2 separate regions of the Homo sapiens genome follow, and region 1 is linked to region 2. Evidence: chromatin contacts called from ENCODE Hi-C or POLR2A ChIA-PET data. All regions are on one chromosome and are shown on one strand. Each heading gives the region's core, a stretch centred on a gene start or an enhancer-like site at or near the end of the contact. The rest is flanking DNA. Distances are from core to core; before and after follow the strand shown. Region 1 holds the start of PCARE (photoreceptor cilium actin regulator). Region 2 holds the start of WDR43 (WD repeat domain 43).

Evidence for each region. Hi-C counts contacts between places; a loop is a spot of excess contacts on that map. ChIA-PET counts read pairs that join two places held with the same protein, here RNA polymerase II (POLR2A). Pooled maps may share reads with other maps.
Region 1: a pooled map shows a loop between it and region 2 (2.1-fold over the local background). The contact joins the promoter of PCARE here to the promoter of WDR43 in region 2. A Hi-C loop is called at or near these places in 2 of 50 pooled maps. POLR2A ChIA-PET finds 5 or more read pairs at or near these places in 3 of 52 experiments (MCF 10A, activated CD4-positive, alpha-beta T cell and naive thymus-derived CD8-positive, alpha-beta T cell).

What each region holds. Positions count from the first base shown.
Region 1 is chr2:29,073,221-29,078,401 of GRCh38, forward strand. It overlaps PCARE (photoreceptor cilium actin regulator), which reads right to left and starts at 1,303. Exons shown (of 2, transcript NM_001029883.3): 1 at 1-1,303. The coding sequence starts at 1,041.
Region 2 is chr2:28,891,566-28,897,284 of GRCh38, forward strand. WDR43 (WD repeat domain 43) reads left to right here and starts at 3,102. Exons shown (of 18, transcript NM_015131.3): 1 at 3,102-3,358. The coding sequence starts at 3,134. RefSeq lists silencers at 3,086-3,165, 3,306-3,365, 3,406-3,455, 3,476-3,595 and enhancers at 3,246-3,869, 3,696-3,795, 3,870-4,491.

The sequences.
Region 1 (5,181 bases), core at 53-2,552, 180 kb after region 2:
AGAGCATAAGGGGAGACCCTGCACCCCAGGGTCGCCACAGCCACTCGCCAGGCTCTCTAGCTGCCTCAGAGCCCTCAGGAGGCGTTCATCCACATTCCTTTTTGTGCTCAGCTTATTTTCCAAGTGGGTTGCAGTGGAGTGGAGGTAGCTGCTGGAGCCCTCCAGGAAGCTGCCGGTGAGCGAGGCCACTGTGCCATTGAGCACCTGCAGCTTGCTGACTGTGTACTGTAGCAGCTGTTGCAGGAGATTTGGCTGCTCCTGGGGCTCTCTTTTCTTCAAAGGCCAAGCCAGATCCTCCCTGACTTCCTGCAGGAGCACTTCTCCATCCTTGGAGATCTCCCCCAACAGCTGGCTGATCTCCTCAAAGCACAGCAGCAAGAAGCTGACCATGGGCTGCAGCAGCTCCCGGGTCTGGGTGGCCTGATGGATGATGCACAGAATTGCTTCATATTTGGAGAGGCTGGAGTGTAGATAGGTGTAAGCCTGCTGGTGGGCCTTTACCAGAGGCTCCGGGAAGTCCACTTTGCCTTCAGGCTCATGAGCAGGGTGGATGGTTTGGTAGCAGTGGCTCTGTGTGCTTGACGTGTGACATTTTGCTGTCCTTTTCCATTTGGAAGTATCTTGGGTACTACTTTCCTCACTCTCATCTCCAGAAAAGTCTGCCCCTTGTGATCCATGGGAACCCTGTGTCTTGAACGGAATATCCTTAGCCATGTGGCTTTGTGATTTGTTCAGCTGGGATGAAGAGGTTTTGGTTCCTGGGATCAGTCCTTCCATATCTTTCCTTTTGCCTGAAGCAGGATCTCCCATGAGCTGACAAAGACCTTTAGCTGTGGTTTGGTTCCTCCTGGGACTTGGCTGCTCCTCTGCCAGGCCCTCCCCAGCGTCATAGCAGGTGGAGTTTTTAACCAGCAAAGGGATGGAACCTCTTTCACTTCCGCCCTGACATCCTGGCCGAATTGCTTTGGGCTTTTTCAAGAACTGAATGCCACTCTTTGCAACGCTGTTTACAAGGTCACTGTGTGAAGGTGTACACCCCATGATTTCAGCTTGTAGTCATCTTCCACCCACCTTCACAATTTTCCAAGAATCATATTTGAAATAGGAACAAAAGGCAATCTTACTAGTCCATCCAGGCAATTTTCAGGCCAGAATTCTTTGAAGTCCATGGTACAATATCCTAAACTTGGAACCAGCTTTCTTTATTTTCTTGGTCCAAATGTGAAGAGGGAGTGGTACCTGTCGTCCTGTTGTTGTTCTAAGTTTGGAACCCTCTGCTGTTAGTGAGCAGCGGGACAATTCTGAAGGCTCCCAGCCTGGTGGATTACGGGCCTGTGTTTTGCTCGCGTCCTGACAGATGTGGATAGCAAGTGCAGCTTAAGCCTATTAGGTTAATCATGCCCTAGCCAGTCAGCACTCACAGTGTGTTCTAATATAGAACTTCTCAGCATTTACTATCTTGGGAAGCGGATTATTTTTGCACGTGCTCATGCTTTTAATTCTGTTCAGACGCCTGCCATATGAAACCTAGAGAAATGAGCCATAATTGCAAAGGCTCTGGAAGAGATGCATTTGTGGAAGAGAAGAGAGGGCTCGTTGATTACAGGCCCTGGAAGAGAAGTGACCTTCACGGTTTAATAAGGGCAAACCAGCCAAGTGTGCTCCAATCTGCTGTTATCAAGAAGCCCCCAAAACACACAATAGATAATAATTGAAGTAATGCATTATTGTTTGTGTGGCTTATAAAAACCCCGGGACTCTAGTATAGAGAATGTCTCTAAATAAGATAGTGAATGAAGAAGGCAGGTTGCTTTTCCTTTGCATTAGAAAATTGAGTTAGGTAGCAGGAAAGCTATCCCCCCCAGTTTGGATGGGGACAGCAGGAAAAGTCACTGCCATGTAAAGCTCAAGGCTGGTCACTACGCTCAGGAAGGCAATGCTTTCATGGGAAGAGGCTTCTTATTCAAACTTCTTCATAGGAAAACAAGCTAAAAACTGGGCAGTGGAGAGCCATTTCATTATTAAGAGGAGAACTCAAGGGGAAGCCCATTTTTCTGCTCAAACTGAGCATGGGGCTCCTGCCTGTGGCTAAGGGTAGCAGCTGCCCATTTAAAACCTCCTTTTAAACTTTATTTGCTGTCAGTAAAATCTAGAACAACAGCTTGGCCTAGAAAGACTGGAGTTTGAATCCTGAGTCTTTCTCCTGTTAGTTGAGGAAACTTCTGATAGTTTTTAAGCTTTCCTGAGGCAGAGCTCATCTTTGAAATGAGGACCACGGTACTTACCTCACAGAGCCATTGTGAGGATTGTCAATTAATACTTGGTAAGTGCTTGACCCAAGGTAGGTACTCAAAAACATGCAGTTTCAGCCAGGTGTGGTGACTCAACGCCTATAAATCTCGGCACTTTGGAAGGTTGAGGCAGGCTTATCATTTGAGCTCAGGAGTTTGAGACCAGCCTGAGCAACATGGTGAGGCTGTCTCTACTAAAAATACAAAAAATTAGCTGGGGATGTTGGCACCCACCTGTAATCCCAGCTACTCCGGAGGCTGAGGTGGGAGAATCACCTGAGCCTAGGAAGTTGAGACTGCAGTGAGCTGTAATAGTGCTATTGCAAGCTGGCCTGGACTTTGGAAGTGAGACCCTGTCTTCAAAAAAAAAAAAAAAAAAAAAGTTTCTTACTCCTTTCCCCCTGGAAGCTAGGGCACTTATAATAATGAAAGTCATAAGAATTTCATTGGTTTGCGTTGGTTTATTCCTGAATGGTCTGGAAATAATTGCCTATGATGCACTTAGAGCCCTCTGAATCTGGTGTTCTTTTTGCCCCCCACCCCCACCCTGTGCTCAATCCACTGCTGCCTCAGGATTTTTCTAAGGCCTCATTGTTTAATTTCTCGGCTCTCAAACACAATGATTCCCACTGTCTGCAGGAGGGAGAGGGGCTTTTATTTAACCATTTCCTATTTTTGGGCATCTAGGTTGTTGCCAATTTCGAAATTTTCCAAATAGAAAAACATTGCATTGAGCATCTCTGAGCATCCCCCTGAAGTTGCTGAGATTGGAGTTGCTATTCTGGCTTTCCAGTCTTCATTTTTTCCCACTTCATACAACCAACGAAAACAACACCATGGGTGTCAGGATGTCTCCAAAACAGGCAGGACTTAGAGCTGCCTCTTGTACTAGCTGGAGACTGGCCACTGGGGCTGTGTGCAGCGCCTGCTGCCTATCACAGCCCGATGCCCCAGAGTGCATCATTAATAAACTTCCCCGATCTGTTTATTTGAAGCAGAACTCAGGCGAGACACAAAGCCGAATCAGTGCCTGCAGGCGAGCTGCGTTAGGCATCAAGACGTTGCTTCATTTGTCACAGTGCTGAGCTGGCCCAGTAAACAAGGGTGCCACGTGGGAAGGCTTTCTTTTCCCTTCGGGTCATCCATTTAACAGAGTGAAAAACTCATCTGGAGGATGCTTTATGTAAATTCTTCTTCTCTTGGGATTTGGGCCCCTGCTTGACTCATCTTTGTGAAAAACTTTTATCTAAGTGACTAAAATTATTTCCAAACCAATGATCAAAATCAAAGTGTTTGCCTGGAGGATTTGCTGTCAGATAGCTCTGTACCTTACACATGAGTTTCCTTGACTATTCCAAGTAATTTAGGAAGCTCTTTATTCATTGCTGTTCATTTTTCATTAAGACCAACTTTTGTCTTTCTTTATTTTAAATTGGATTTGCTTCAAATGAAAAAAATTATTTTGAGTGGGCATATAAAAGTACAACTATTTTGGAAAACTGTTATTTAAAAATATACCCTGTGACCCGTCAATTCCACTCCTAAGAATTTACCCAAGAATATTGAACATAAAGGTCTGCAAAGAGACTGCTATAAGAAAATTTATAGTTCTACTCATAATCGCCTCAAATTGGAAACAACCCAAATGTTTATCAATAGGGAAATAGATAAATTTGATATAATTGTACAATGGAATACTACCTAGCAATGAAAGGAACAAACTAATGAAACGTAACAACAGCATAAATTTTAAAATCATTATGATGAGTGAAAGAAGCTAGACATTAAATAGTGCAAGGTGAAACATTCCATTTTTATGGAGTTCGGGAACAGGCAAGTAATCCATAGTTATATTAAATAATTAGAAAAGTGGTGAATCTCTAGGAAGAGCTATCAACTGGTTGTGGACATGAAGGAATTTTTTTTAGGGTATTGGAAATGTTCCACATCTTGACCTAGGTGGTAGTTATATGGGTATATACTATATAGGCAAAAATTCCTTGAGTTGTACAATGAAGTTGCACACTCTATGTTGCACTTGCGTGTACACACACACACAGACACACACACATCTAACTAAAATGCGGTATTGTATGCTTTGCTTGGCGCCTAAGAGGGTCCTAGCTATAATGCTCTAGGTCTTGGAAAAGGGTCCCTCTATTAGTTGTCTGTTTTTGTATAACTACTCCAAAAATAAGGAGCTTGAGATAACATCTCACAGTTTGTGTGGGTCAGGAATTTGGGGGCAACTCAAAAGGATCTCTCATGAGTTTGCAGTCAAGATGTCAGCCGGGATTGCAGTCATCTGAAGGCTTGACTGGGGTTGGATGATTCTCTTCAAGATAGCTCATCTACATGGCTGTGATAGCTCACTCACATGAAGGCCTCCATTCCTTGCTGGCTGTTTGCAGGAGGCCTCAGTTACATGTCACATGGACCCCTCTGTAGGGCTGCTCGAGTGTTCTTACAACAGAACAGCTGGCTTCCCCCAGAGCAAGTTCTAATCCCAAAGGTCACCTTCACTTCCTCCATATTCTATTCTGTAGAAGCTGGTCACTGTGTAGAGTCTACATTCAAGGAGAGAAAAATTAGGCTCCACCTTCAAAAGGTCACTTGAAAAAAAAAGATCAGGCCATATCATAGCTCAAACCAATGCATCTAGTGTAACTATACTAAACATTAGTTTATAAGGTACTAGTCTTTCCCCTTTAGCATGTTAAATAAATTCCATGCCATTTTGTTTGATGTGGCCCTGAACTAATTGATCAGCAAAAGATGGTTCTAGTGTGACATCAGTTTTGAGCCAAGACTGAAAGTCATTTAAACAATCTAAGAAATGTTTTACCCCTCAAAGTCTATCAGCCTCACCAAAGGGGCTCTCCTGTACCTT
Region 2 (5,719 bases), core at 1,852-4,351:
CATCTAGCAGCCAGGATGTCTTTCAATAATATAAATCAGATCATGTTATTTCATTGCTCAAAACTGCAGGGGGCCGGATGTGGTGGCTCACACCTGTAATCCCAGCACTTTGGGAGGCCAAGGCAGGAGGATTCCTTGAGTGCAGGAGTTCAAGATCAGCCTGGGCAACACAGAAAGACCCCACCTCTTAAAAAAAAACATTAAAATTCTCCAGTGGCTTATTTCTATCATACTTATAATAAAATCCAAATACTTCACTCTGATTTACAAGGTACTAAATAGTCTGGCTCCCTCTGAACTCAGCTGCTACCTTTGATTTTTCTAGTTGTCACTATCTACCCTAAGTTTCTCCAAAGCTTTTTCTTTCCACTAGTCAAGGTCTTTGTTGCCTCAGTCTTTGCACTTGCTATTCTCCCCAGGTTGACTGCTCTTCCTTCTGATATTGCATGGTCTGAGTGAGGCTGTCCCTAATTCCTTTCAATACTTAAACTCTTTTCCCTCCTCCGGCTTTATTTCTCTTTATAGCAGCTTGCACTAGCTGAAATAGAGTTTTCTTTGTTTGTTTATTATGTGCTTCCCTGATTAGAATGTCAGCTTCATGAAAGCAGGAATCTTGTCTCTCATGATCACTGGTAGATTCCTGGTACCCTAAAACAGTGCCTGGCACATAGCAGGCATTCAGTTTGTTTGAGTAACTGAATGAATCCAAGTGCCAAATTAGATGTCTCAAATTTAGCATTCCCAGACTAAAGACACTATCATCTTCTTGCACAAAAATCTTCCAGGATTCACTATCCTAAGTGAATTGGGTCACCAACCAGTCTCTCCCTGTAAAAGCTCAATGAGTAATCCTTGGCCGTTTCTCTATCTCTCCCTTGGCCACTTGAAATCCGGCTCATTGTACATAATAAACACTCTTGAAACTTCCTTGCATCGCTATTTCTCCAAGCCACTCACCATCATCTCCACCTGGGGTTTCGAGCCTCCAACCTAGCTTCCTTCTAATACATTCATTACACTGTCTCCATGTAATCTTTCTAAAATGCAAATATTGGTCAGGCACAGTGGTTCACGCCTATAATCCCAGAACTTTGGGAAGCTGAGGCGGGCAGATTACTTAAGGTCAGGAGTTCCAGACAAGCCTGGCCAACATGGTGAAACCCCATCTCTAATAAAAATACAAAAACTAGCCAGGCGTGGTGGCACACGCCTGTAATCCCAGCTACTTGGGAGGCTGAGGCAGGAGAATCACTTGAACCGGAAGGTGGAGGTTGCAGTGAGCTGAGATTGTGCCACTGCACTCCAGTCTGGGCAGAGTGAGACTCTGTCTCAAAACACAAAAACAAACAAGAAAACAATAAAATGCAAATCTTACCATGCTGCTCCGTAGCTGTAAAAGCTTGAGCCTTCCCATGGCCATGAGAGTGGTTTTTATCTTTCCTGGCAGGCAATAGGCTCTGTGTGGGCTGAACAGTACCTAGCATTCCTTGAATTAGAATGCATTGATTTGGTGAATATTTAGGAGAAATATAAAAATCTACCCTTTATTTTTTGGATACAGGATCTCACTATGTCACCCAGGGTAGAGTGCAGTGGAGCAGTCATAGCTCACTGTAGCCTCGACCTCGTGGGCTCAAGCCATCCTCCTCCCTCAGCCTCCAGACTATGGGCGTGTGCCTAAAAATGTCTATTTGATGTAGCAACATGAGATAAATCTGGAGAAACAGGAGGGAATAGTTGTTCCGATCATTACTTTTACATTATTATAACTGAATACATTGTTATTTTGTAAATGATTACAGCCTGGAATTGAATAGGGGGAAACGGAAGCAGTTGTTACAATCATTATCAATTTGAAAGTGAAGACTTCTTTTCTCTCTCTTTTTTTTTGAGACAGTCTCGCTCTGTCACCTAGACTGGAGTGCAGTGGCGTGGCGATTTCGGCTCACTGCAACCTCCACCTCCCGGGTTCAAGGAGTCTCCTGCCTCAGTCTCCCGAGTAGCTGGGACTACAGGCACACACCACCACACCCGGCTAATTTTAGTATTTTTAGTAGAGACAAGGTTTCGCCATTTTGCCTAGCTTGGTCTCGAACTCTGACCTCGGGCGATCTGCCCGCCTCGGCCTCCCAAAGTGGGATTATAGGTGTAAGCCACCGCGCTCGGCTGAAGATTTCCTTCAAACCTTTCGTTCTACCTTATCATTTTCTTTAAAGTTTTAAAAAATTGTTATTTATTTATTATTTATTTTTTTAAGACGGAGTTTCACTCTTGTTGCCCGGAGTATAATGGCGCGATCTCGGCTCACAGCAACCTCCATCTCCCGAGTTCAAGCGATTCTCCTGCCTCAGCCTCTCGAGTAGCTGGGATTACAGGCGTGCGCCACACGCCTGGCTATTTTTTTTTTTTTTTTTTTTTTTTTTTTTTTTTTGAGACGAGTCTCGCTCTGTCGCCCAGGCTGGAGTGCAGGGGCGCGATCTCGGCTCACTGCAATCTCCGCCTCCCGGGTTCAACCAATTCTCTGCCTCAGCCTCCCGAGTGGCTGGGATTACATACAGGTGCCAACCACCAAGCCCGGCTAATTTTTTTGTATTTTTAGTAGAGACGAGGTTTCATCATCTTGGCCAGGCTGGTCTTGAACTCCTGACCTTATGATCCACCCGCCTCGGCCTCCCAAAGTGCTAGGATTACAGGCGTGAGCCACCGCGCCCAGCCCACGGCTAATTTTTTTATTTTTAGTAGAGACGGGGGTTTCTACATGTTGGTCAGGCTGGTCTCGAACTCCGACCTCAGGGGATCCGCCCACTTCGGCCTCCCAAAGTGCTGTGATTACAGGCGTGAGCCACCGCGCCCGGCCCCCCCCCTTTTTTTTTTTTTTTAAAGGAACAGGACTTGATCTTAATTCTACAATTACTTTCTCCCATACTCCCACTCCCGCCCAGAACAAGATAGCGACAGGCCCTAGCGGGCCACCGTCCACAGGGCGGATCCGCCAGAAGCTCTCCTGCGACGCGAAGATCCACTCCCTGAGCCCCCGGCGCTCCCTCCGCCTCACTTCCTCCTCCAGGCTCCGCCCCGCGCCGGTGCGCCTGCGCACGGACGAACACGTGGCTGCAGCGGGGCCAGAGCAGCAATGGCGGCGGGCGGCGGCGGTAGCTGCGACCCCCTGGCCCCTGCTGGGGTCCCTTGCGCCTTCTCCCCGCACAGCCAGGCCTACTTCGCTTTGGCCTCTACCGACGGTCACTTACGAGTATGGGAGACGGCCAACAACCGGCTGCACCAGGAGTACGTGCCTTCCGCGCACCTCAGTGGTACCTGCACCTGTCTGGCCTGGGCGCCAGCGCGGCTGCAGGCCAAGGTAAAGCGAGCGGGACTGCGCGGGGCGGGCGCCTTCCCGGGCTCGGCTTCGGGCCTCCGGGCCGGGTGGCGCGTGGTCCGGCATCGCGCGTGGCTCTCAGCGGCCCGGGCCAGAAGGCTTGGAGGCGGCGTCGGCGCGTTCAGGGCCCAAGCCGCCAGCCCCGCGTGCGGCCTGCCGCGAGGGCAGTGAGGGAGGGCGCAGCTCGACCCGGCCGGCCTCGTATCCGAGCCCTGCCGGCTGGCCCAATGAGGCCTGGGCCCCACTGTTGACGGGCAGCCATGTTCGCCAAGTCCCCTGGTCCCCCTGGGGCGGCTTCCTTCTGCCGGGCCTTGGCTCATCAGAGTTCTGGTTTTTGACAGAGCCCCATCTTGGGACTATCTAACTTTCCTCTGTCTGTGATCCGGCTCATCAGTTTTGCACTGGGCAGTTGGTATGGACTAGTCTGTACTTGCTTCCGGACCTTCCCCCTCCTGCCCCCCCTTTGGGTGCCGGCTCACCACGTGTTCTCGTCCCCGTCCAGGTTGTGGGACTCTCAACTCTTAACTTTTGCCTTTCCCAGGCACCTCTACATTCTCAGCTTTTTGAACTCACTGCTTTTTGATTTTAACATCTGCTCGCCCCTCCCGCCCCGCTTTCAAGCCGATCACACTGCTCCCCACCCACCCCAATCTGAAGTCTGTATTAGGATGTGGAGGTTAAGTGAAGTAGTAGCTTGATTTAGTGAATGTTTTATGAGTGCAGATGAAATTACCCTTAGATGGAAAACTGCCGAGTTAGGCAGAGCTTTTCATTGTTAGGGACCCGTGTCAGGTAAATGCCTTTCACTGTTGAGTCACTCAGCTACATCTCTCTAACTCAGCATGCACGTGGTTATTGCGTTTACAGAGTAGCCAAACCGAATCACTGCAAAGTGATTTGGAAACATCAGGTATCCTGAGGTGTGTGATGTGAGCTGTTTCAATGTGGAGAACTGTAAAAGCTATTTAGGATCTTACTCTCTCTGACGACCTGGGAAGCCTGCTAAATTTTTGGGTTGGGAAAAGGGATACATATAAGTTGCTATACTTTGGGCATGTTTAGATATTTTTCAAATTTTAAGCTACATTTTCATAGTTTATCCTGTTGATTCATAAAATAAACCTATCAGGGCTTATAAGTCAAACATAAAACTAAAAAAAAAATCAGTTTTTATTGTTAAAATTACAGCGCTCTGCTTATCTTTTATTTTCAAAGTTTTCTGTGGTTGTATTTTAACAGTCCTGTAAAGTGATAGTAATACTAATGCTGAGAGAAATACGGAGCAGTGGTTAGGTAGGTGCGTGGACCCAAGCTGGCTATATTGTCTATATTTGATTCTAGCCTCTGCTTCATAGTGGTAATTGCCCCTCTGGTTCCTCATTTATGAAATGAGGATAATAATATCTTCTTCATAGAGTGGTTGTGAAGGTTAATATATTTAATAATGCAGAGAACACTTAGAATAGTTCTTGACAGGTAAGTGCTTTAAGTGTTAAGTATTATTAATATCTGATATTTGTGTGGTTAGTCCTGAAGTGTTGATAAGGAACTTTCTGCCTTGTTTCGGGGAAAGAAACAGAAACTCTGGGAAACTAAGCAACTTGAATAAAGTAAAAAATGGAACCAGGATTAGAACTCAGGTCCTTAAGAGCTCGGTTCTTGGTTATCTGCAACAGATAGTTAATATTAGGTTGGAAAAAATGTCACCCACTTTGCTTTTCTGTTGAGTTTCAGTTGCATTGTATGCCCAAGAGAAATTTCCTAATCTCATATTAAAAGTCATAGTTTTGGATTATGTGCAACACTATGGTAAACTAGAAAAATAACTGGATTTGGTTTCATAGCCCAGACTCAAAACTTACTTTGTCATATTGAGCAAGTTGTTTTAATTTTGAGGACCTCATTGACAAACGAGAGTTGAGCTACATTAAACAAAATTTTTTTCTAGGTTTCAGCATCGTTTTATCTGCACTGTCTCCTTTTAACCACATGACTATGGAATCCCCTGAAATTAATTGCATTTTAAAAAAACTGATTGAAAATCAGAGCTAAGAAAGGTAAATGACTTGACTCAAGCCTTAATAACCAATAAAGGAGTGTGGCCTCTAGAGTCATGGTGCCCCGAACTCCTGGTCAAGTGCCCCGATTTTGTTACTCTCAATCTTGAGTCACAGAACTGAGAGAGCTGGAAGGAATGTAGAGACATTCCCTACTTTGAGGGTGTGTCCTCTTGGAGCATCAGTTTGACTTATAAACTAAGGAGAGACAGTTTTCTTGTATTAAAACAAACTTGCACATATATTATGGTATAAAATTAAAAAGTCATATGTACTGTAACAAGAT